2 separate regions of the Homo sapiens genome follow, and region 1 is linked to region 2. Evidence: read pairs that join two places in POLR2A ChIA-PET (ENCODE). Cell type or tissue: OCI-LY7. All regions are shown on one strand. Each heading gives the region's core, and the rest is flanking DNA. Links, peaks and the distances in the headings are about the cores only. Region 1 has its middle 10 kb from the start of NDST1. Region 2 holds the start of MYOZ3 (myozenin 3).

What was found. ChIA-PET counts read pairs that join two places held together with the same protein. Peaks named below come from ENCODE experiments on the same cell type or tissue, not always from the same donor. Only the 100,000 strongest peaks of a DNase experiment are listed, where the experiment ranks them.
Region 1: POLR2A ChIA-PET joins it to region 2 with 10 read pairs; 3 of 35 experiments call an interaction of 5 or more read pairs at or near these places.

Annotation. Positions count from the first base shown.
Region 1 is chr5:150,490,164-150,506,049 of GRCh38, forward strand. It overlaps a transcript of NDST1 not described here. Among named protein-coding and RNA genes, the nearest start is that of NDST1, 10 kb to the right of the region's middle. RefSeq lists enhancers at 2,425-3,046, 11,309-11,869, 11,870-12,428 and a silencer at 8,364-8,658. In OCI-LY7, for the core only: no CTCF peak of the experiment used is centred there; a DNase peak (open chromatin) is centred at 9,478.
Region 2 is chr5:150,661,110-150,669,109 of GRCh38, forward strand. MYOZ3 (myozenin 3) reads left to right here and starts at 142. Exons shown (of 7, transcript NM_001122853.3): 1 at 142-318; 2 at 1,832-1,893. The coding sequence starts at 1,833. It overlaps MYOZ3-AS1 (MYOZ3 antisense RNA 1), which reads right to left. Exons shown (of 4, transcript NR_186487.1): 3 at 7,008-7,163; 4 at 4,405-4,922. In OCI-LY7, for the core only: no CTCF peak of the experiment used is centred there; no DNase peak of the experiment used is centred there.

The DNA.
Region 1 (15,886 bases), core at 4,611-12,610, 170 kb before region 2:
TTGGAGCTGCCCTTCCTGCACGTCCTGGGGAGTTCCATATGGCCTGGCCTGCAGAGCTCCACTGGGAGAGTCCTTGCCGTTTGGAATACACTCAGCCCAGCTGACTGTCAAGGGGCCCCTTGGGGATGTCTGGAGCAGTGGCCAGAGCTGGGCTAAGGACTGTACTTTCACAGAGGATTTGAACCCTCTGCTTCCATTTCTCATCTGTGAAATGGGGTCAGTCTCTTTTTCCTCACCTGTGAAGAAATAAGGCTAAATCATGAATCAGGCTGAATCAGTAGGGCTTAGGGCAAAAGGGCTGGTGAGTTTGTGGATTTGAAAGTGAAGACGCAGGCGGGGGTTGTTCCCCTCCTTCCCTGCAGTGGAGGTTAAAGGAGGCTCTCTTGGTTTCTGGGGGTCACCAGCAAAGTTGCTTTCTCTGTCTGTGGGGCTCTTACAAAGCTCTGCCTCACAGCTTCTGTCTTGGAGGTGTGGAGCTCAGTGGAAGAGGTGGATGTTTGGGGGCAGCGGTCCTGGACCCTGCGGCCTCAGGGCTAAAGCCAATTTGCCATCAAAATCCTTATCTAGATGGAGGAGAGTTTGTGCTAAGTTGCCTCCTGGCCCTTTTATTTCTACTCACCTTGTTTCTTGAATACAGATTGGATTAATCTAATTTTAAAATGTGCATGACGAATGAGCATTTGTTTATTTGAGGGCAATGTATGGGAAGTGCCTGCTGTGTGACTGCAGGGCCCCCTCTCCCACTCCCCCTCAACTCTCAAGCAGAACTGGCCTCTTTCCCTCTCTCTGGCTGTGCTCCTGGCCCCTCCTACCTCTACAAATCTGCTCATGGTGAAAATGCTGCACTCCAGTCACTTCCCCTTGCTCACCCTAAAATCCTCCCTACCAGTACACAGCTCCAGGGTCACCTCTTCCATGTAGCCATCCCTAATTCTCCAGAGCTGGCATTGCCTGCTCCCTCCTTTACATGTGTAGAACCTGTTACCTGGACCTCTCATGGGCCCTTCAGCTCTTAGCTTTGAACTCTAGCTTCCTAAAGACAAGTCTTATCTCCTCTAGGCTCTGTACTCTGGAGGCAGGGGCTGCACATGACCGCTTTCCAATGGGGGTGGGCAGTGTTGTAGAGTGGAATCAAAAGTCCTGGGTTCAAATCACCATTCTGCTACTACTAGCTGCATGATCTAGGGTAAATTACCTAAATTTCCCTGGACATCAGTTTCCTCAACTTCACAATGGGGATAATAATAGTTCTGTTTTGTTAGGGAGGTTAAGGAAATCAGTGCTTTGACATAGTAAGTGTGCAGTAAGTAGAAGCTGTTCAAAGATAACAGTTGTTATAATTATTGTTTGTAGCTAGAGGGGATCTGTCCTTTTAGAGATGAGAGAAAGAATCCCTGGAATTTGAGTTTCTGAACTTTCTGCCTAATGGCCTGAGATGGCATGTGCAGATGAGGAAACTGAGGCCTGGAGAGATAGAGCAATTTGCATGGTATGTGGGAACATCTGGTTTCATCTAGGAAGCTGGACAGGATTTCTTTTCTTTGTTATGCCTCTGTTTTTCTTCTTCCTTCCTGTCATCAAGCCTAAGGTGCTCAAGTTCCATGGGCTCAATCTCCTCCCTGGTGACCATGTTGAAGGATGTCTAAAGATTACACCAGATAAATTGGGCTGGCTGAGAAGGTCCCGCTGGGCTGGCGGCCCTGTGGCTGTCCTCGTAACCAGGGACCCGTACCCCAGACTGCATGGGCTGGAGCTTTTGGAGGCCTCCCACCCAGTCTCACTTTGCCTGGGAAGGGGGAGAGGATGGCGGCAGAGACAGGTGACATGGGCTTGGTCTTGGGGCAGGTGACTAGAAGATCCAGACAGAGCAAAGGTTGAGAGCCAGGCTCTGGAGCCAGGTGGCCTGTGTTCAGGTCCCTGCTGGGCTGCTTCCTATGTGTGAGACCTTGGGCAAGCTGTTTAGCTCTTCCTCTGTACAAAGGGGATGATAATTATCCCCATCTGACAGGATTTAGAAAGATAACACACTGTGAGCCCAATCTATGTGAATTATCGTTATTATTGTAGTTGATATTATTAACTAAGGAGTTCATTTAATCCTCACAACAGCAATGAGAGATAGGCACTATTATTATTCCCTTTTAGCAGATGTAGCAAGCAAGGCTTAGAGAGGTAGGTGGCCAGCCTGGAGAAGTTTAGTCCCAGGGGATTACAGTCAGGGCCCGCTGCTTTCTGAGGGGTTGCTCTGGCCAGAGGAGGTAGACTTGTGTGAGGTGCTGGAGGGCAAATCCAATGGGTAGATGGGCCAGGAGAGGCTGACTTCAACTCAGTGTAATGAGGAGACTTAAAAAAAAAATTAGAGCAAGCCAAGATGGAAGGGATTGTGTCTGCAGGGAGCGAGCTCCCTGTTTCTGGAGGTGGAAGCAGAATCCTGGAGCTCATGTGATGAAGAAGTGGTGGGGATGGCCTCGTTCAGACCTGAGGTCTGGCTCCACGAGGGAGGGCTTGGATTTTTATCATCCTAGGCTGTCCAAGGGATCGGCCTGTCTGGGCAGGTCCCAGGGTGGCATTAGGTGGAGGTTTGCTATAGTCATCGCTGCACGGCAGCCACCTCTGGTTTACACCACCAGCCTTGCAAGTATGACCTGCCCAGGCAGAGGCCAGATGAGGAGAAATGAGTGTTGTCATAGCAGGGCCTTTACTCATGCTGCATCCTCTGCCTGCATTCATTCCCTCCCCCTCTCCTTATGCCCGGGCAACTCCTGCTAATGCTTCTGTGAGTGTAAGCACCATCTATTCATGGAAGCTCTTCCTGATCCACCTGCAGGCTAAGTCAGTGGTTCTGAAAGTTGGGTTCTGGATCAGTAGCGTCAGCGTTACCTGGGAACTTGTTAGAAGTGCAGATTATCTAGCTCTATACTGGACCTGCTGAATTAGATATCCTGGAGGGTGGGATTCAGCAATCTGTTTTAAGAACCTTCCCGCTGATTCTAATGCATGCTGAATTTTTTTTTTTTTTTTTTTTTTTTTTTTTGAGGCAAAGTTTTGTTCTTGCTGCCCAGGCTGGAGTGCAATGGTGTGATCTCGGCTCACTGCAACCTCTGCCTCCCAGGTTCAAGTGATTCTCCCATCTCAGCCTCCCAAGTAGCTGGGATTACAGATGCCTGCCACCATGCCCAGCTAATTTTTGTATTTTTAATAGAGACAGGGTTCCACCATGTTGGCCAGGCTGGTCTCGAACTCCTGACCTCAGGTGATCTGCCCACCTCGACCTCCCAAAGTGCTGGGATTGCAGGCATGAGCCACCGCACCTGGCCGCGTGCTGAATTTTAAGAAATACTAGGATAGATCATTAAAAAAAAAAACTGATGCCTGTTTCCTTGGGCTCTCTTGTTTTCAGCCTATTCAGTCACCCAGCAGATGTGGGGGACCCAGAGTAAAGCCCAGGTTCTCACCACCCTGTTTTCAAGGAGCCCCCATCTTGTAACAGCTCCCTATCCCCCAGGAAACAATCTCGTGACACAATGATGGGATACAACAGAACCCCAACATGATTATAGGAGCCAGTGCTGGGGCAACATGAGGAAGGCAGGATTGGGGAGCTGGAAGAGCAGGGGAGATTTTGTGGGTTGCAAGCCTGGGTGCCAGAGACATGGCAGCTCTCTTCTGGGGCTGGGGCCAGGGCAGGGGTTGGGCAGAGAGCATGGGCTCTGCCTTAAAGAATAGTGTGCTTAGGGCCGGGCGTGGTGGCTCATGCCTGTAATCTCAGCACTTTGGGAGGCCAAAACGGGTGGATCACCTGAGGTCAGGAGTTTGAGACCAGCCTGGCCAACATGGTGAAACCCCATCTCTACTGAAATACAAAAATTAGCTGGGCATGGTGATGGGTGCCTGTAATCCCAGCTACTTGGGAAGCTGAGACAGGAGAATCGCTTGAAACTGGGAGGTGGAGGTTGCAGTGAGCCGTGATTCTGCCACTGCACTCCAGCCTGGGCAACAGAGCAAGACTCCATCTCAAAAAAAAAAAAAGTATAGTGTGCTTAGGTGTGTATATGCACACGTGTGTGTGGTGTGGGTGCACACATATGCGATTACAATGGCCATATGTAGTCTGAGGGGGCTGAGTGGCCTTAACTGCTATCAATCCAGTGGTTTTAAGCATCTCAATAATTTTTTTCCTTTTTTTTTTGAGACGGGGTCTCACTCTGTCACTGAGACTGGAATGCAGTGGTGCGATCTTGGCTCACGGCAACCTCTGCCTCCCAGGTTCAAAGGATCCTCCCACTTCAGCCTCCTGAGTAGCTGGGACTATAGGTGTGCACCACCACGCTCAGCTATTTATTTGTGTGTATTTTTTGTAGAGATGGGGTTTTACCATGTTGTGCAGGCTGGAATCCAACTGAACTCAAGCGACCCTCCCACCTTGGCCTCCCAAAGTGTTGGGATTACAGGCATGAGCCACCGCACCCAGTCAGCATCTCAATAATTTCTTTTTCTTTCTTTCTTTCTCTCTTTTCTTTTCTTTTCTTTTCTTTTCCTTTCTCTTTCTTTCTTTCTTTCTTTCTTTTCTTTTCTTTTCTTTTCTTTCTTTTCTTTCTTTTCTTTCTTTCTTCTTTCCTTTTTTTTTCAGAGTCTCACTCTGTTGCCCAGGCTGGAATGCAGTGATCTTGGCTCACTACAACCTCTGCCTCTCAGGTTCAAGCGATTCTCCTGCCTCAGCCTCCCAAGTAGCTGAGATTACAGATGTGTGCCACCACACCTGGCTAATTTTTGTATTTTTAGTAGAGACGGGGTTTCACCATGTTGGCCAGGCTGGTCTCGAACTCCCGACCTCAAGTGATCCACCTACCTTGGCCTCCCAAAGTGCTGGGATTACAGGCCTGAGCTACCGCGCCCGGCCTCAATAATTTTTTTTTTTTTTTTGAGACGGAGTCTTGCTCTGTCACTCAGTCTAGAGTGCAGTGGCACGATCTCAGCTCACTGCAACCTCTGCCTACTGGGTTCAAGTGATTCTTCTGTCTCAGCCTCCCGAGTAGCCGGGACTACAGGCACACGCCACCACGCCCAGCTAATTTTTGTATTTTTACTAGAGACAGCATTTTGCCATATTGGCCAGGCTGGTCTTGAACTCCTGACCTCATGATCCACCTGCCTCGGCCTCCCAAAGTGTTGGGATTACAGGCGTGAGCCACTGCACCCGGCCTAATAATTTTATTTTTTTATTTTTTATTTTTTTTTGTGATGGAGTTTCACTTTTGTTGCCCAGGCTAGAGTGCAATGGCGCGATCTGGGCTCATTGCAACCTCTGCCTCCCGGGTTCAAGCAATTCTTCTGTCTCAGCCTCTTGAGTAGCTGGGATTACAGGCGCCTGCTACCACGCCCGGCTAATTTTTGTATTTTTAGTAGAGACGGGGTTTCATCACTTTGGTCAGGCTGTTCTCGAACTCCTGACCTCGAGTGATCTGCCCGCCTCGGCCTCCCAAAGTGCTGGGATTACAGGCATGAGCCACCGTGCCCGGCCTTAATAATTTTAATGATGATGATCATAATTGCTGCTCACATTTATTGACAGCTTATAAATGCTTGCTGGGCACTTCCATGTCACCTCATCAGAAGCAATCCCCAGGACAATCCTATAGGTAGGCAGTATCATCACTATTACTGTCCCCACTTAATAGATGAAAATACTGAGGCCACACAGCTATAAAAGGATAGATCTAAGAATTCTGTGGAGATATATAGAGTGCTTAAAGGCATGATCTCATTGGAAGGAGAGCAGTAGGGGATTGTCATGGAGTGTTTGTATCATAGGCACAACTTACGGTGATTTTCTAAAGATGTCCCCAAATATATATTTTGTCAAATGAGTGAATTATGCTTTGGAGGAAGGTGGATGGGATTGTGTTGGGGTGGTTAGGGCTCCAGCCTCCAAGCTGGGGCTTCCACTGCAGACATTGTTGTTCTCCTGTTTTGTGGATGGGCTGTCTGAGGCTCAGAGATTCAGTAGTGAGTTCAAGGTTCCACTGCTAGGGCAAAAGAACAAATCAGAGAGATGAAAGTGGATCTCTAACTGGGCATGGTGGCATGTGCCAGAAATCCCAGCTACTCGGGAGGCTGAGGTAGGAGGGTTGCTTAAGCCCAGGAGTTCAAGACCAGCCTGGACAACATAGTGAGACCCTGTCTCAAACAGCAAAAAGAGTAGATCTCCTTTGGTTCTAACAAGAGGGGATGTGAGATTCAAGATCAGAGCCCACTGTCCACTCTGCTGTCTTTTCGTGCCTCGGTGTCCCCAAGCTGCTGCCCAGGAGCCCAAGGGTGGGCAGTCTTTGTCTGACACAGGAACCCCTTCACTTCACATTTAGGGGATTGAGGCCTAGTGGAGCAGGGACTCACCCACGGCCACACAGGGGGTCAGAATTACTGTTGAGGCCAGAATCCAGAATTGTTTCAGTTCCAACCAGGAAGGGGTTTGTTTCCCAAAACCTGTCCCTACCCCACCCCTTCTTTGGCAGGCGGAGTAGCTGTCGCCCTCAGGGTGGCCCAGAGCAGTGCTGGGGGTAGAGATGAAGGTGCCTTGTGAAGACACTGCCAAGAAGGGGTGGGGCAACTTCCAAGAGGAAGAGCACCAAGAAGCCCAAACCCCAGACGGAAACCAAATGTATTTTCTGGGCCCTGAGAGGATATTTGGAACAATGGAGGTGGGATGAGGGAAGTTAAAAAGGGCTTCTTGATATCCTTAGAAAAAAAAAATACAGGCTTTAAGTTTGACTTTTGTTTCTCTGAAGGATGTTTGTGTAACTTTCTGAAGGCAGGATCCCAGCACTCTGTGAAGCTTGTCAGATGCTGTTTTTTTGTTTTTTTAAATTTTTATATTTTTTTGAGACAGAGTCTGCTCTGTTGCCCAGGCTGGAGTGCAGTGGCGCGATCTTGGCTCACTGCAGCCTCCATCTCCCGGGTTCAAGCGATTCTCCTGCCTCGGCCTCCCGAATAGCTGGGATTACTGGTGTGTGCCACCATACCCAGCTAAATTTTTTTTGTATTTTTAGTAGAGACGGGGTTTCACCATATTGACCAGGCTGGTCTCGAACTCCTGACCTCAGGTGATCTGCCTGCTTTGGCCTCCCAAAGTGCTGGGATTGCAGGCATGAGCTACCACGCCTGGCCATTAGGTGCTGTTTTTATAGATTCAGGGCTTTGGAGCTGGGAAGGACTCGATCAAGTAGTCTCCTCACTTTATAGTTGGTGAAATGGAGGCTGAGAGGTGGGGGGCCTGCTTGAGGTCACACAGTGAGGCAGCCGAGGTCTTGGATCTTCCTATGTGTTGCAAGAGGCTGTCCATCTTGACTTACCACCTCCTGGGACCTGGCTGGCATGGGGGCTGGGCGGTCACTGATGAGGGGTTCCCTTCAAAATGCTCATTGCTGCTGGGGATAGGATAAGGCCAGGTCTGGTCTTGGGCAAGATGAGCCCACTGGTGGGGAGAAGGCTGAGATGGTACACCTGGTAATGCCACCCTCATCCAGATGCCAGGCCCAGCTGTGCACCGTCTGCCCAGCAGCTGGGAGCTGTGAGTCACACCCAGTGGATACAGAGGCGCAGGCCATTGTGTGCCGTGATTCATTCTGTTCTCCCGGCCCCGAAGGGATGACGAGGCCCTGAGCACCGATCCATGCCCACGCCTGTGGATGAAAGCTGATATGAGGAGGCCCAGGGGACCTGAGGGAGTCGGCTCCCTCTGCTACCTCCTGTCTCTTGAGTATCCTGTGATCGTGACCTGTCCATTCCCACCAGTGCAGGGGTCCATGAGCCCCCAAAGGTGCAGTGAGTTGTAGGCATTTCTGTGTTTTCTTTTTCTGAAGAAAGAGTTTGTTGGTTTCATCAGATCATCAGAAGGCTGGGTGTCCCTGTGGAGTGCTGACGGGGCCGTGTGCACTGCGGGCTTGAGAAATGGTGGCAGCGTGGTGCAAATAGAAAGTAGCCTGGTGGCAGTGTAGCATCCTGGGTCAGGGTGTGGTCTTGGAGACGGGCTGTTGGCTTCTGAGCTGGCACCTCCACTTAGGAGCTGTGTGACATTGGGTAAGTTACTTTGTCTGTGCTTCCTCAGTAAAATGGCAATAACAGTATTTATCTCATGGTGTTATAGTTAGACTTTTAGGTAAGTTAATGTTTGTAAAGGACTTACCTCGTGCTTGGTACAAAGTAATCATTTGGTAAAAGTTTGCTGTTGGTAGTTCTAGCTCTGCTATGAATTTGCTGAGTGATCTTGTAAGTGTCTGATCCTGGGGTCTTAGTCTCCACCCCTGGCTCCGCACTCTGTGCTGGGCTTTCTAGGAGCTGCAGGACCAGCTTAGAGAGCAGGGGTGGGCAGGGGAGGTAGGGGAAACCCTTTCTGCATTCTGGGACTCCCTAGCCCAGGCCCTCCCTGGCTTTGTCCTGAGGCAGGGTTATGTAACCAGCCGGGTCTGGCCAGGCAGGGCACGATTCTCAACCTCCTTTTGTCCCTCCATTGTCTCTTTCTCTCCCTTCCCCCCACGGAGCTGTCGTTAGCTGACCTGTTCCTCAAGCTCCAGGGATGAAATTGGACCCTTGCTATTCTGCCACCAATTGATTTAGTTTAGTCCAGAGGTTTGCTGGGCTGGCGGCCCCTCCTCCCGCTACCTGGGGACAGCACTAAACTGATACCTCTATGCCTGCTTCATGCCTCCTTTTTGGGGAGGAAACACAGGAGTCTAGATGACTTGGGCTCTTGGTCCAGCCTGCCAGGTTGTAGGGACAGGATGTTCCTGCCTATGGCCTCTGAAGTTCTAGAGGTACACCCCACTCCCTATCCAGGATTCCTTCCCCAGAAGAGCCTTCTCCATCCTTGCAGCCCAGCACCAATGCCTTCTCTTCCAGGAAGCCTTCCAAGGTACCTCAGCTGCAGGGAAGTTGGCCTCTACTGAGCTCCACAGTGTGTTCTCTGTCCCTTTTAAGAAAACAGAGGTCACAAACTGGCAGGCCACATTTGCCCTATGGGCAGATTTTGTTTGGTCCATGCCAAATATTGAGCTGGTTGCCAACCAGAGGTTTTACATAAAAACTCAGACTTCTGGCTTTATTTCAAAAATTGGAAGACAGGAAAACCTTGAGCCTACATTCTCCAGGGGTCATTGCTGGAGGTGAGGCATGTACACTTCACCCCATCCCCAGCCAGCCATTTCATATGCTTACATGATCTTTCTGGTCACTGGAGGCATCTGAGTTTGCAACCCTGTCCTTAAGCTATGAACCACTTTCTCTCCTACCTTGTTCCTTTGTGGGCTCTTCTAAGGCAGCGGGTGTAAGGGCTGTGGGCTGAATCACCTTTGTGTCCCTCGAAGCATGGAAGCATTGGAGCATCATGCTTAGGCTCAGGACGGTTTCCCCAGTAGGAGCATAACAAGTGCTTCCTGTGTGAAAGCAGGTGTGGCCATGGTCTATCCCTCCAGCTGTGAAGGTTCCATTTGCTAGAGGCCTCTGGGTCAGCCTGCTCTGTGACCCTCGAATCCTCCCCCAAGATAAGCTCTGCCTGCGTAGCCACTGACCCAGGCGGCTTCTTAAGCTGCAGATAACAGTCCCTGAAAGGGCGGGCCCCACCCTGCAGTGTAACCAAGGAGAGGAGCATCCACCTGCAGCTGTCACCAGGTCTTACTCTCATGGTGGGCTTGGAGGAGTTTAGGGAGGGGAGGACTGTGCTCAGCAGCCTTCAGAGGATATCAGGTCCAGACCTCTGTGTGCTGAGGCCAGCAGGGTGAAGAGGGGTGTGGACCAGTTCAGATGTTTACTGGCCTGGGCTTCTTCTCCATTGGGCCTCTCTGTGCTTTCTCCTCCTAGAGTATGTTGCTTTATCCGACAGCTCCCTTGTCCAACTGTCTGTCCCGTCAAGGTTTATTTAACTCATTCAATTGAAATCTTAAGTATTCCCTGGGGCCTGCTAAGATGTCTTCTCCTGGAAGAGGTCTTAGCTGAGAGGTTGCAATTGTTCTGGCTACAGGAAAAACCTGGGAAGCTTGCAAAAATGCATGCAGATTGCTGCCCCCACCCGCTGCCTCCTGCTCTGATTCTTTCATTCTAGGGTGTAGCCTCCCCATCCTGAGAACATTCAGACCAGGGGGTCTATAGACCACTCTTTAAGGACTGTCTTAGTGCATGGAGCCCAGGGCTGGTAGGGAGGAGCCTTGGGTGGCTGTTGTGCTGGGCGACATTAACCATGCCCCTTTCTCTCTCTGGGCTACTCTTTTGCCCCCTGTGCCAATGTTCTGGGCTTCCCCAGTTGTCGTGGCTGAGTGCAATGTGAGCTATCCTTGGAGAGGATAACACAGAGTGGATTGGGGCAGGTGCCAGTGTCTGGGTGGGGTGAGGGCTGCCAGTCCTGGCCCCACCCTAGCCAGGCCCAGAGGAGTTTCACATTCACATTAGGGAACAGGTCAGGAGAGGAGGCAGACTGAAAGCCTGGCTCAAAGTGGGCAAGTGCTGTGCCCCTGGTATCAGGCCCCACAGGGAAAGCCTGGCCTGGGTGGCCCAGTGACCTGGCCACAGGCTGAGGGGCTCTCCTGCTGTGTGGTCCTGTGGCAGGCAGGCTGAAACATCAAGTGCAGGCATGAACAAGCCATTTACAGCCGGGTAAACTGAGGTACATAGAGGGAAGACACTCTCCTAATGTCACTTGAGTGGGTGGAAAGCTGGGCTGGGACCCCAGGTCTTCCAATGCCAGGCAAGGCCACACTCTTCCATCTCCACCTCCCTCTGCAGGGGCAGTGGCAGATCATCTAGCTGGGACAATCATCTGATTGTCTATGACGACCTAGTTAGAGCCTGGAAAAATGAACCATCGTCACAGCCACCCCGGAGGCATGAAACCGGTTGGGTGTGCAAATTACCCCTCAAACATTCTCCATCCCATTTTTTGTTGTTGTTGTTTTGTCTTTCCTTAAACTATCTGATGGGACAGCTGCCTCTGTGCCCGCTTCCGCCTGACACTGGGCTTCGTGCTCTTCATTCTGAGAACAAAGCTTCCTTCTGATAGTCCTCCTGCTGACCACAGGAAAAGGGCAAGCGTAGCACCAGCCTCCCTCCTCTGCCTCCTCTTGCTGGGAGCATGGGGTAGGCAGCCTTGGATGGATGCTGGAAAGGCCATGAAGGTGGGTGGCGGCGGTCCAGTCCACATTCCCTCTGGCAGCCCAACTGTCAGGACTCAGAAGTTCTCCCTCATGGCCAAAAGGAGAGGAAAAGGCACCGGACAGGGACAAACGTAAAGTCTTGTCATCCATTGGTCCAAGCAGTCAATTGGACTAGAACAGGACTGGGAATTTGGCTGGGAACTGGCCAGGCGAAAACCCTCAGGGTTTTAGCTGGCCCAGGTTGAGTCTTGTATCAGCCTCTAGCCCCTGGTCTGTAGGGGCTGTGTAAGCCTAAAGTTGTGTGTTCAGATGAGGGAGACAATAGTCCCTCATTCAGTATATTTGTATTAAACATCTACTTTGGTCCAGGCTCTTTTCTAGAACTGGGATGCAGCAGTGAACAAAACACATGGAGACCCTGTTTTGGACGTGGGGCTGACATTTGAGTGGTGGGATGAAATGAACAGCCCAACAAGCTCACTGTCAGGTGGTGAGATGTGCCTGGAAGAAAAATAAAACTGGCTTGTGGGTCAAGAGTGTGATTTGGGGGAGTGACCCAGCCATGTCAGGTGGTCAGGATGGTCCCTGGTGAGGGGCAGTAGACTCCGGGAGGGTGGCCCACGGGAAATTGAGGGAAGAATTTTCCAGGCAGAGGGAGCTGCAGGGCAAAGGCGCTGGAACTGGAGGGCATGGGTGGCCAGAGGCAGGGCTGAAAGAATGAGAGGATGGTGGAGGAGAGGGGCCAGAGGGCATGTGGAGACAGGTAGGGCCTCTTGGCCATGGGGAGGACTTTGTTGTTTGAGTCTGAGTGGAGGGGAAGCTGCTGGCGGGCCCGATGTGAGGACTGACTGGTTTGGGTACACATTTTAGAGAGACTGCTGGGGGTGAGGGTGGACGCAGGATGACTAGCTGGGAGGCTGCTGCAGTCTTGCCACGAGAGAGGTTGGGCGAGTCAGTGGTGGGTGGGGACGGCGGGGGAGCAACCAGGGGTTGGTTCTGGATTTATTTTGCAGGATGAGCTGATGGGATTTGCTGATGGATTAGATGTGGGGTGTGAGAATAGAGTGTTGACCGCAAGGTTTCTGGCTTGAGGAACTGGAAGGACAGTTGGACAGTATTGCTATTTACCAAGACAGAGAAGGCTGTGGGACAAGCAGGTTTGGGAAGAGCAATTAAGATTTGGGGTCAGCTGTGCTGGGGTGGGGCCTATGCTGGTGGGGGAGGGGCATGGTGCACATGGGTGCTGGGTCCTGCATGTTCCTGTTGCTGTCAGGAACAGCAACAGGGGTTGTGTGAGGGGCCCCAATGCTAGGAGTCTGTTCTGTGAGAACAAATGTTTCCTGGTCCCTTCATGTCCTTTTCTCTCTCTGCAAACCTCCCTCTGCTTTTCTCTTCCTTTTGGACGAGGAAAAAGGCAGATTCTGAAGCCTCATTGTCACTGTGATGGTCCTAGCCTTTCTGCCTGGCATGCCTCCTGACAGGGAGTTCCTTCTGGGGTAGGCAAGGTTGGGGGCGGAAGGGTGGGGTGGAGGTTCAGGCCTTATCCTGGCTCTGCTACCAACAGAGCTCTTTGCCTTGGTTTCCCCTCCTGTATGGAGAAGGGTTGAGGTGGCCCCAGGGTTCTGAGGGTGGCAGGGAGCATTTGAGGAGGCCACATGGCACAGTGGTTAAGAATCTGGGCTTGGGGTCAGGCAGGCATGGGCATGAATCCTTGCCTGCTGCTTGGCTGTGAGACTGTGGACGAGTAACATAACCTCTCTGAGCCTCAATTTTCTCATCTGTAGAAATGGGCCAGTGATAGTACCTGCCTCACAGGGTTACTGTGAGGTTGAATGAGGAAATGTCCATAAAGCACTTAGTGCCAGGTGCAGTGACTCGTGCCTGTAATCCCAGCACTTTGGGAGGCTGAGGCTGGTGGATCACCTGAGGTCAGGAGTTCGAGACCAGCCTGACCAATATGGAGAAACCCCGTCTCTACTAAAAATACAAAATTAGCCAGACACGGTGGCACACACCTATAATCCCAGCTACTCAGGAGGCTGGGGCAGGAGAATCATTTGTACCTGGGAGGTGGAGGTTGCTTGTGGTGAGCCGAGATTGTGCCATTGCACTCCAGCCTGGGCAACAAGAGTGAAATTCTGTCTCAAAAAAATAAACAAACAAAAAAATAAAGCACTTAGCAAGGCCCTGGCATATAGCACACCTAGTAAACCAAGGCCTCTGCTCACAGTGACCCATGCAGGCAGGCAGGTAAGGGGCTTGGCCTAGTGAGTGGGAGGAACCGTGGGAGGTTATTGAATAGGAGCATGCCAGGCATGTGGTTTGATGGGGCAGCTGTGAGTGTGGAGACTTGGGCTGAGTTTTCTTAGCAAGTCCAAGAGCCCCTTCCACCTTCCAGAGTGAGAGCTGCGGGCCGGCCCTAATGGACCATCTTCCTTTCCCTAGCCAAGGGTCTTCATTGGCTTGGCATGGGCAGCCTCTGTTTTGCACAGGTCCCTTGGGGTGGGGTGGTCATTTTCCTTAAGGCCTCCTATAGGACCCCTTGTCTCTATATCCCAGTGGCTAGCCTTAGGGAAATGTGAGGGAAGGGCTTTGGGGGTGTGTGACATCAAAGGGACTTAATTTACGTGTAGGTAGGGCTCTGGACAGGGCTGATGGGTCAGGCGGATCCTGGAGTGGCAGTCCACTGGACACTGGGAGTGACCTCGGTTTCTGGTCTGCATCCAGGCTGGGTGGTGCTTGCTCCAGCAGAGCCGTGGAGAGGTTGACAATGGGTGGAATGTGGCCCCTTCAGAACCCACACTTCACTGGTGCCCAGGCATGCCAGCCAAGCCCTCTGCTTCTGCAAGCCTGTTTCCCAGCAGTTGAGCTGTGCCAGGACAGCCAAGGACATTTCAGAGTCCCCAGGGCTCATAGCCAGGCTGTCACCGGGCATTGCTTATTTTCCCAGGGCCCAGGAGTCTTCAGGGATGGTGGGGGTTCTGGAGATGTTCCAAGGACTTTTCTTAACAGCTTGGTAAATTGAGGTCTGGAGAGAGCAAGGCACTTGACCAAGGTCTCACAAGGCCGCCTCCCTCATATCTGCCACTCCCCTCTGTTTCCGTGTCCTCTGCACAGACTCCTGGCCTTCTGCCTGGACGTTTGTAACAACCTCCCTCTTGTGGGCTCCCTAAGAGCTTTGTTTGTCCTCCATTATCGTAATCTTGCCATAATCTGCCAGATGCACACACTATTTGATGTGTCTACCTCCTGTCCCCTCCACTGACTGCCCGTGACAGAGTCTCCCCGACAGAGCTGTGCAGCATGAGGTTTAGGCCCCAGGCTCTGGAGCCAGTCTGAACTCTGTTTGGATGCCAGCTCTGCCCCTTCCTGGCCTGGTGACCTTGGGCATGATACCCTACTTTTCTGAGCTGCTGTCTTTGTGAAATGAAAACAGTAGCAATACTTAGTTGATAGGAATGTCAGGACAGTTAAATGGGATAACGTGTGAAATGCAGAGTACAACACCTGGTACCAAGTAAACTCTCAGAAATGGTCATCATTGTCCCAAAGGCCCATCAGTTGGTTGAACTGGAAAGTCGTGAGCATGGAGGAGTAGACCCAAGCTTGGACTGGGAGGCAGAGGATGTGGGCTCCAAGTTCATCTCAAACATTGTGTTCCTGTGTGCGTGTTGGGAAGCCACTTATCCTCTGGAAACCCCACTTTCCTTTTCTGAGAAAGGGGGAAGAAATCCCTGCTATACTTTAATAAAGTTGGCATGTGATACCGCAGCAATGCCTGTGAAAATGCTTTGCATCTGTGTAATGATTTAAAAATGGCACAGCGGTGGCTGTGGTGTGCTGATGGCGATGAGGGCATTGTAACCACAGTGGTGGGCAGCTGGCCGGGCTGGAGGCTGGTTCATCTGTGGAATGCTTAGTGCCCACACGGACTTCCCCATCCCTGCCTACCTGCTCCCGGCTGTCCACCAGCCTGCCTTCACATTAGCCCCGGCATTATATGCTAGAAAATGTGGGAGGTGCAAAGAGCTGATGGCATTTCCCCAGCCCTGGTGGGTTTTCTGTTATCTGTGGCTGATGCCATGGAATGTGGGGATTAAGAACCAGACAGATGCTGGTTCGAATCTCAGCTAAGCACTTCCCAACAGGGACCTTAAGCAAGTTGCTTAATCTCTGTGGACCTCAGGCTCCATATTTGTAAAATGAGGCCATGATCAAGTAGAGGCCAAGCATTTAACAAAGAGCCCAGAACATAATGGCATCAGGTGGTTGTATAATGTGTATTCTGCCTGGAACGTGGTCACTGACAACGTGGTGACTGACAGGTTATCGATGGCAGGAAGCTGGGGCCACTGTGCCCATTTCGGGGATTTGCTGCAGAGGTCGGTTATGCTCCCTACAGAATAACCCAGCTTAGATTTAGGAGGGTCTATGGAATCATATGGCATGATTCAATTTTTTAAATTAACTCGTTTTTTAAAATTTTATTTTTTTTAGAGATGGGGTCTTGCTGTATCTCCCAGGCTGCAGTGCCATAGTGCAGTTGTAGCTCACTGCGGCCTTGAATGCCCGGGCTTCCAGCAATCCTCCTACCTCAGCCTCCTGAATAGCTGGGACTACAGGCTCGTGTCACCATGCCTGGCTTCATGATTCTGTTTTATGTGACCAAACTGAGGCCGAGAAAGGAGTGGTACTTGCCTGAGGTCACAGGCAGGTTGTGTAAGAAGGCCGGGCCTAGGATGAGGCAA
Region 2 (8,000 bases), core at 1-8,000:
TGTGTACACGTGGGTGCAAGCCCTCTGTCTGCACAGGCCTGTTGCCAGGGCACCTGTCTTCCCTAGGGTCTGGTGCTTTTAGCCTCTGGCTCCAGCTCCTATTGCAGCCCGAAATAAGGCTGTGACCCATGGCAAGGCAGGAATGATTCTCATCAGCTGAAGCCAGAGCTGGCTGCAGGGGACACCCTGCTCGCTGCCTACTGACTGCTGACCGCTGACTGCCTACAGGGACGCCACGCAACTCTCAGCTTCCCGACAGAGGTGTTAATCTTGAGGGTCTAAGATTCCCTCCTGCCTATTGTGGTCCCATCCTCTCAGGTACCAGCATCCTAGGGGAGCTTGGGGAACTCAGGGGAGTGGGCAGAGGAGGTGAGCCAATCCCCAGAGCTCCTTCCCCCGGAGAGGAAGGGCCCTGCAGTGGATCTAGGGAGTTTGGGGCCCCATGCAAGCCTCGATCCTGGTTTGGGAGGAGAGGAACTCTAAGCTCTAGGTTACCCTGCATTAAATGGGGAGGGTGTGGCTAGGATTAAAGGTGGGGAATAGGTAATGGCTCTGCTCAGGACTTTGGGATTTTTAGGCAGTAGAGGGAAGCAGCTTCTCTGTAAAATGAGAGACCCTTCCCAGCATCTGTGAATTTCTGTAAAGGGAGTGTTTATCAAGAAACAGATCTGTGGACTGTGGAATCCTAAACGGTTGTGATCGAGGCATTCTCAATCATCCCATGACCCTCACCCCAAATGCATGTAGACACACTCATGTTTACGTATAGTTTTAGGGGGTTTGTGAACACCCTAAAGCCCATCCATGGATCTCTGTGATTTAGCCTAACCCCCTACTGTTACAGATGGGGGAACTGAGGTGCAGAGCTGGAAAGCTACTTGTTCGCAGTTACAGAGAAAGCCAGGGACACCCACTAGACTCCAGTTGCACAATGCAGTGCCCACTGACTCCCAGGGCCCCTTGTCGGTGTTGGGGATACAGATGAAGGCAGATTGTTTTCTAAAGGAAGGAGTATAGGAAAACCTGGAGGCAAAGGAGAAGGGTACCCAGGTGGGTGGTCAGTCGAGGAGCTCAAGGGCTCTGCCTCTTCTCCAGAGGGCAAGTTAAGGTACCTGGGCAAGTTAAGGGCTCTGGACCTCATTTTATTTGCAAATCTCTTCCAAGATTCTTTGAAAGTGCCATGAGATACAAATAGGGGGATGGAACAGGAGGAAGAGAAGGGACGAGGGAGAAGAGAACACCACGGAAGTTAGCCCAGTAGCGGGGAGATGGGGAGGACGGGGGATGGTTCTCTCTGCTTGGTTGGACCAGCCTGTGCCCTCAAGCGTCAGGGCCAAGTGCCAAGGATGAAAGGGGCTCACCAGCCTTGCAGACCCCAGTGTAACCCCAACCTAGTCCATCCTCCCCCTTCCCCTAACTTAAACCTCCAACTTCTTTCAGCCTTGGACTAGGACTCTCCTGGGTCAACCGATGACAGTAGTGCCTGAGACCTTTGCCTGCCCCACCCGGATGCCCCTGGCACCTACTCTCCCTCTGATCAGGATGCCAGAGCTGGGAAAAGGCCCTAGAAACCACCCCTGAAGAGACAGTGCTTCCCTAGCAACATGAAAATAGATTCGTGCAAACTTGAGCACCTCCCTCTCGTTCCCTGGGCCTCAGTCTCCTCTGCACGGAGACCCTGAAGTCCCTTCCAGCTCAGACATCCCTTGCTTGTGATTTGGGGCTGGCCTAAAGCTGTTCAGGACTGGGGCAGGGTGAACCAGAGACTGGAAGGAGGTCTGGGGAGAAATGGAGGCAGCCTGGTCCATTTATGGGGGTCTCTCCTCCACAGGATGATCCCCAAGGAGCAGAAGGGGCCAGTGATGGCTGCCATGGGGGACCTCACTGAACCAGGTAAGGTGGTTCTAGCCTCATGCCTTCCTCAGACTCCATCATTTCCTTGCTCCCAGGCTGCACTCACTCTGGCCTGCTGGCCCCAGGCCTGGGCAGACAGGTGTGAGCTCCAGGCCAGCTCTGAGGGAGTGCCTGTAGAATTTGCTGCCTAGGCTGGGAAGCTTCCCTGAGGCACTGGGAGGGGTCTTGCCCATCTGTCCACAGACCCAGGAGCTGAGGCTGAGTGTCCCAGGCTGGGCCTTGGCTCTAAAATGACCCTGGCCCTGGCTTCATCTAAGGCCTCACCTCAGCCCCAAATTAAGCTCTGAAGACTCTGGTCCCAACTCCAGCCCTACCTGTGGCTGCAAGCTCTGCACACACTTGCCTTTGCCTATTACTCCTGTGGGTCTCACCGAGGCCTCTGGGTGGCCCAGGATGGCTGGGCCCCATGGCTAAGAGAGGGGAGTGGAGAGAGTGGAGTAGGGTGGGAAGACAGGGGAGTCGAGAGAGTGGAGCAGGGTGGGAAGAGCAGGCTGCCCATTTGAATACAAAACTTTCTACTTAAAGCTGATTCATCAAATGAGTAAATCATTTTTATCATTTCATTAAAAAAGTTTAAATTCATTTTTATCAATTTTAGAAGACCTCTTGAGGAACTCTTGATACAATTTTGGAATCTGTTTATTTGGTCTACTTTAGAGGATTTCAGGTATTTTAAAAATTAATTTAGGGGCTGGACACAGAGGCTGATGCCTTTAATCCCAGCACTTTGGGAGGCTGAGGTGGAAGAATTGCTTGAGCCCAGGAGTTTGAGACCAGCCGGGGCAACATGGTGAGACTCCATCTCTACAAAAAAAAAAAATTAGCCAGGCATGGTGGCACATGCCTGTGGTCCCAGCTACTCAGGAGGCTGAGGCAAGAGGATCGTTTGAGCCTAGGAGTTGGAGGCTATAGTGAGCTACGGTTGTGCCACTGCACTCCAGCCTGGGTGACAGAGGGAGACTCTGTCTCTAAAAAAAAAAAAAAAGAAAAAGAAAAAAATTAATTCAACTAAGTCAGAGTTCTCAAGCTTTATTGTGAATCATAATGATTTGATGTTGGTTAAGCATACAGAGTCCCAGCATCTACTCCTGAGGATTCTGACTCAGGGGACCTAAGTTAGGACTTGTGCATTTGCCTTCAGCGTGCTAAGGAGTCAGTCATATTTCATGACTTCATATGTGGCATCCTTTTAACCTATTTTGTGTGCTCTTGCCTCCTTTTGTTGATGTCCAGTTTCTTCCCCTACCCTGATTTTGTAGCTGAAATATGCACATTCTATGGGTACTGACGCTCTAACTAGAAGGGTCAGGCAATGCATTCTCTTTTCTCTTGGGGAGTTCATTACAGACCCCCAAATATGGAGACACATCATTGATACAAGACTTGAAATATATAACTTGTTGATTATTGCTAAGGTACTGACTAAAGACAATTTTGAAACAAAAGTAGGAAGAAAAAATAAATCTCATAATCTCACTACCTAAAGACGGCCACTGTAAAGTAAAAGTTATAAAAATGTTTACCATCATTGCATGCTTACTATGTGGCAGATACTTTGCTAAGAGAAAAGTATCCTTTATGCTTTGTGTCATTTCATCCCCACCACAACTCCCTAAGTTAGATATTCTCCTCATTTTGGAAATGAGAATATTGAGGCTCAGAGGAGCAGGTGATCACATCTGGTAGGTGGTAGAGCTGCAATTTGACTCCAGGTCTCTTTGTCTTCAGAGCTGTTTCTTTATTACATGGTTACAATGATAATACATCACTTTTTAAAAAAAAAATTCACTTGCCATTGACTTGGCATACATTAAAAAAATTTGTTTAATTCAGACAAAACAGACATGAACGGCTTTGAAAGTTCATCATAATGGAACCATCTGGAGATAACCACTGTTAACATATTTATGTAAATTCTTGTTCTGTTCATATATGAATGTCTTTATATAAACATACATACACATGGGCTAAATACTATATGCTATGTTCTTTGGCTTTTTTTTTTTTTCATTTAGCAGCATTCCATCCTAGTATGATTTATCTCACGCCTTCCTTCCCCGTGCTTACCAGCTTTCTGCTGTTTGGACACGTCATGTGTGTTTAACCATCCCCTGATGAGGGTTGTCTGGGGTGAGATCCTTCGGGGCAGAACAGAGGAGCCTTGTGCAAGTGACTTATTGAGAACGTGCTCTCGGAAGGGAAGGAGGAATGCAGCCTAGGGTGGGGTACTGCTGAGCGAGGATGTGGGCTCAGCGGCTGTCCAGTTCAGTGTGACCCCGCGGGGAGCTCTCGAGCATGAATTGCTCCACAGAATTCATCCCACCTGAGGCAAGGGCGCTGTGGAGCATCCATTCCACTGGCAGTTCTCTGTAGAAGGTGGTGGTGTGAACTCTTAGCCACTAATAAGGGGCATCTGGCAGCATCCACCACGAGACTGAGTCCCAGTTTTCACAATTTTAAACCCCACTGCAATAAACATTCTTATACATGTATCTTTGGACATATTTATTCAACTTTTTCCCCGAGAATAAATTCCTAGAAATAGAAATACTCAGTCAAATAGATTTTATCTTTTTTTATTTTTTAATAGAGACAGGGTCTTGCTATATTGCCCAGGCTGGTCTTGAACTCCTGGGCCCAAGCAATCCACCCACTTTGCCCTCTGCAAGTGCTGGGATTATAGTTGTGAGCCACTGTGCCTGCCATTTTTTTTTTTTAAATATTGAGCTCAGCTGGGGGAGGTGGCTCACGCCTGTAATCCCAGCACTTTGGGAGACTGAGGCAAGCGGATGACCTGAGGTTGGGAGCTCGAGACCAGCCTGACCAACATGGAGAAACCCCATCTCTACTATAAATACAAAATTAGCCAGGCGTGATGGTGCATGCCTGCAATTCCAGCTACTCGGGAGGCTGAGGCAGGAGAATCGCTTGAACCCGGGAGGCAGAGGTTGCAGTGAGCCGAGATCATGCCATTGCACTCCAGCCTGGGCAACAAGAGTGAAACTCGTCTAAAAAAAAAAAAAAAAAAAGAACAATATTGAGCTCAGCTCATCTGTATAGTATTTCAGAATATGATACTGAGGGTGCTTTATTATGTATTTAGGTATAACTATTCTTTTATATTTTTAAGTAGGCAGTACACTTTCTTGTTAAAAACAGTTACAACAAAACAGTGTAAACAATTTCCAACCCTCCTCCTTTATATGTCCCATGGTCACTGCTGTGGTGACATGTCTCCTTGGCATGTCTCCTTGCAGATTTTTCAATGCATGCAAAAACACATACTTATTTTTTAATATAGAAATGGGGGCCGGGCGCGGTGGCTCACACCTGTAATCCCAACACTTTGGGAGGCTGAGGCGGGCAGATCACTTGTGGTCAGGAGTTTGGGACCAGCCTGGCCAACATGGTGAAACCCCATCTCTGCTAAAAATACAAAAATTAGCCGTGCGTGGTGGCTCATGCCCATAGTCCCAGTTACTTGCGAGACTGAGGCAGGAGAATCACTAGAACCCAGGAGGCAGAGGTTGCAGTGAGCCGAGATTGCACCACTGCACTCTAGCCTGGGCAACAGAGCAAGACTCTGTCTCAAAAAAAAAAAAAAAAAATATATATATATATATATACACACACATATATATAAAATATAGTTATATAATATATAATATAAATGGGATCTTAGAATACCTATTCTTCTGAATCTTACTTTCCCCTCCAATTAATTTATACTGGATTTCTTTTTTTCTTTTTTTTTTGAGACAGCATCTCACTCTTTTGCCCAGACTGGAGCACAGTGACATGATCTCAGCTCATTGCAAACTTCACCTCCACCTTCAAGTGATTCTTGTGCCTCAGCCTCCCAAGTAGCTGAATTACAGGCACACGCCACCATGCCTGGCTAATTTTTGTATTCTTAGTAGAGAAGGGGTTTTGCCATGTTGGCCAGGTTGGTCTTGAACTCCTGACCTCAAGTGATCCACCCTCCTCTGCCTCCCAAAGTGCTGGGATTATGGGTGTGAGCCACTGCGCCCGGCCTATAAGTGGATTTCTTTCTGTTCTTAGCACATAAAAAGTGTCCTTTATGTGTCCGTTGAAAGAATAAAAAAAAATCAGTGTCCTTTTTAGACAGCTATTTAGGATTCCATTGACTGGCATGAATCACAGCACCCAAGTGACCCCCAGTACTGCCTGGTAGCCATGTCCATCTCCCTAGTTCATTCACTATCTCATGCTACTCTCTTAATGACTTTGGCAACCCCTCTTCTCAAACCTCCAATACCTCCTTGCACAACCTCATTCTCAGCTAAAGACCTTGCTTCTTATTCCACTGAGAAAAATAGAGTAACCAGAAGAGAACATCTGCAAGCATCCTCCGCCACATCTGTCTACTTGCTTGCATCTGCACCCGTGTTTGTGGTTTTCCTTTCTGATATGGTGGATGGACTCTCCTCATACCTGCCTGGTGCCAATTCCTCTGGCTGGGCTCTGGAAACCCAGCTCTCCTGTCACTCCTGCTCAAGGACATTCCTTCAGCAATTCTCCCCTCTCTCTATTGCATTGTCAAATGTTCCCGTCAGTTAACGCACATGCTGTTATTTCTCCATTTTTACAAACAAACAAACAAACCCCTCTTGATCCCATAGCTGTCTGTAGCCAGGATCCTTTAAAGCCCAACTCTTCCAAGCAGTTGTCTATATTGTTCTTACCAATCCTCTCTTTCTCTCTTTTTGACATTTTATTAGTCAATTTCCAAAGACACATACAAGTAGGGAGTACATGGTCCCTCCTTCATTCCTAAATTTCAAAGCTAATACCAAAAAGCATGTCATTTCACCCCGCAAATTCTTCAGAATGCATCAAAATAATAAAAGGGCATTTCCTTACATGCCACAAAGATATTAGCATACTGAACAAAATTTGCAGTAATGATTTGATACCATTTAATAAGCGGTCTGTATTCAACCTTCTTCAGTTTTCTAGTTTGTTTTCATCAGCATCCAAACAAGGGCCACAGTTTTTATTTGGTTGCTATGGCTCCTAAATCTCCTTTAATCTAAAGCAACCCCTCTGCCCCTTTTTTCCATGTCACTCACTTGTTTGAAAAACCAGGCCAGTTGTCCTGTAGAATGTCCTGCGTCCTGGATTTGGCTTATCGCTTCCTCATGGTGTGGTTAAACTTGTTCTTCTGTCCATTTTCTCTTGAACCCTCTCCAGTTAGGCTTTCACACCCAAACACTCCATAGAAACTGCTTTAGTGAAAATTACCAATGACCTTGTATTGCTAAATATAATAGTGGATTTTCAGCCCTCATCTTCCTTGACACATCAGCAGCACTTGGCTCTGTTAGTCTCTCTATCATACCTGAAATGCTTTCATCATTTATTTCCAGGATGCCATCCTCTTTAGTTTCTTCCTATGTTGTGGGCTGCTCCTGCCCAGGCTCCTGGCTTGGTTCCTCCTCACCGCCTCACTGTAAATGTTGGAGGCCCCAGGCTCCGTCTCTGATCCTCTTTACCTATTCTCATTTCTTTATGATCTCATCCAGCCTCCCAGCTTAAAATACCATTTATGGAGCTGGAATATGAACGTATGTGTATCTGATTTTAGAGATGGACTAGGCAGGCCGTGCTGCCCACACAGGGCTCTCACCTGCCAAGGTCCTCACCATTCTGTCCCCTCTGTCCTGCAAAAGGCTTCCTTTGTTGGCCAAACGTGAAAGTTTGAATTTGGCTGGTAGGAAACGCACAAAGGATAGGGATGGGTCTCAAACTACTAAGAACAGCCATCACCCTGAAAATCCTCTAAATAGCTGTAAAGACTAGTTCCAACTATGAGAAAAGAAATAAATGTAACGTTCTTCATTGAAAAACAACAACAAATACCAGTAAATACCAGTAAAAGCTCATGATGCCCAACATTTCACCTCCAGGTCAGTTTTCTCCAGATTCACACATCTATCTCCCTCCTCAGCACCACTACTTAGATGCCTACAAGTCTCCTCAAACTTAGTGTGCCCAGTTTTGGAGACAATTAGCAGAGTTTGGATATGGACTAGATATTAGGTAAAACAAAAATTTGTTCACTT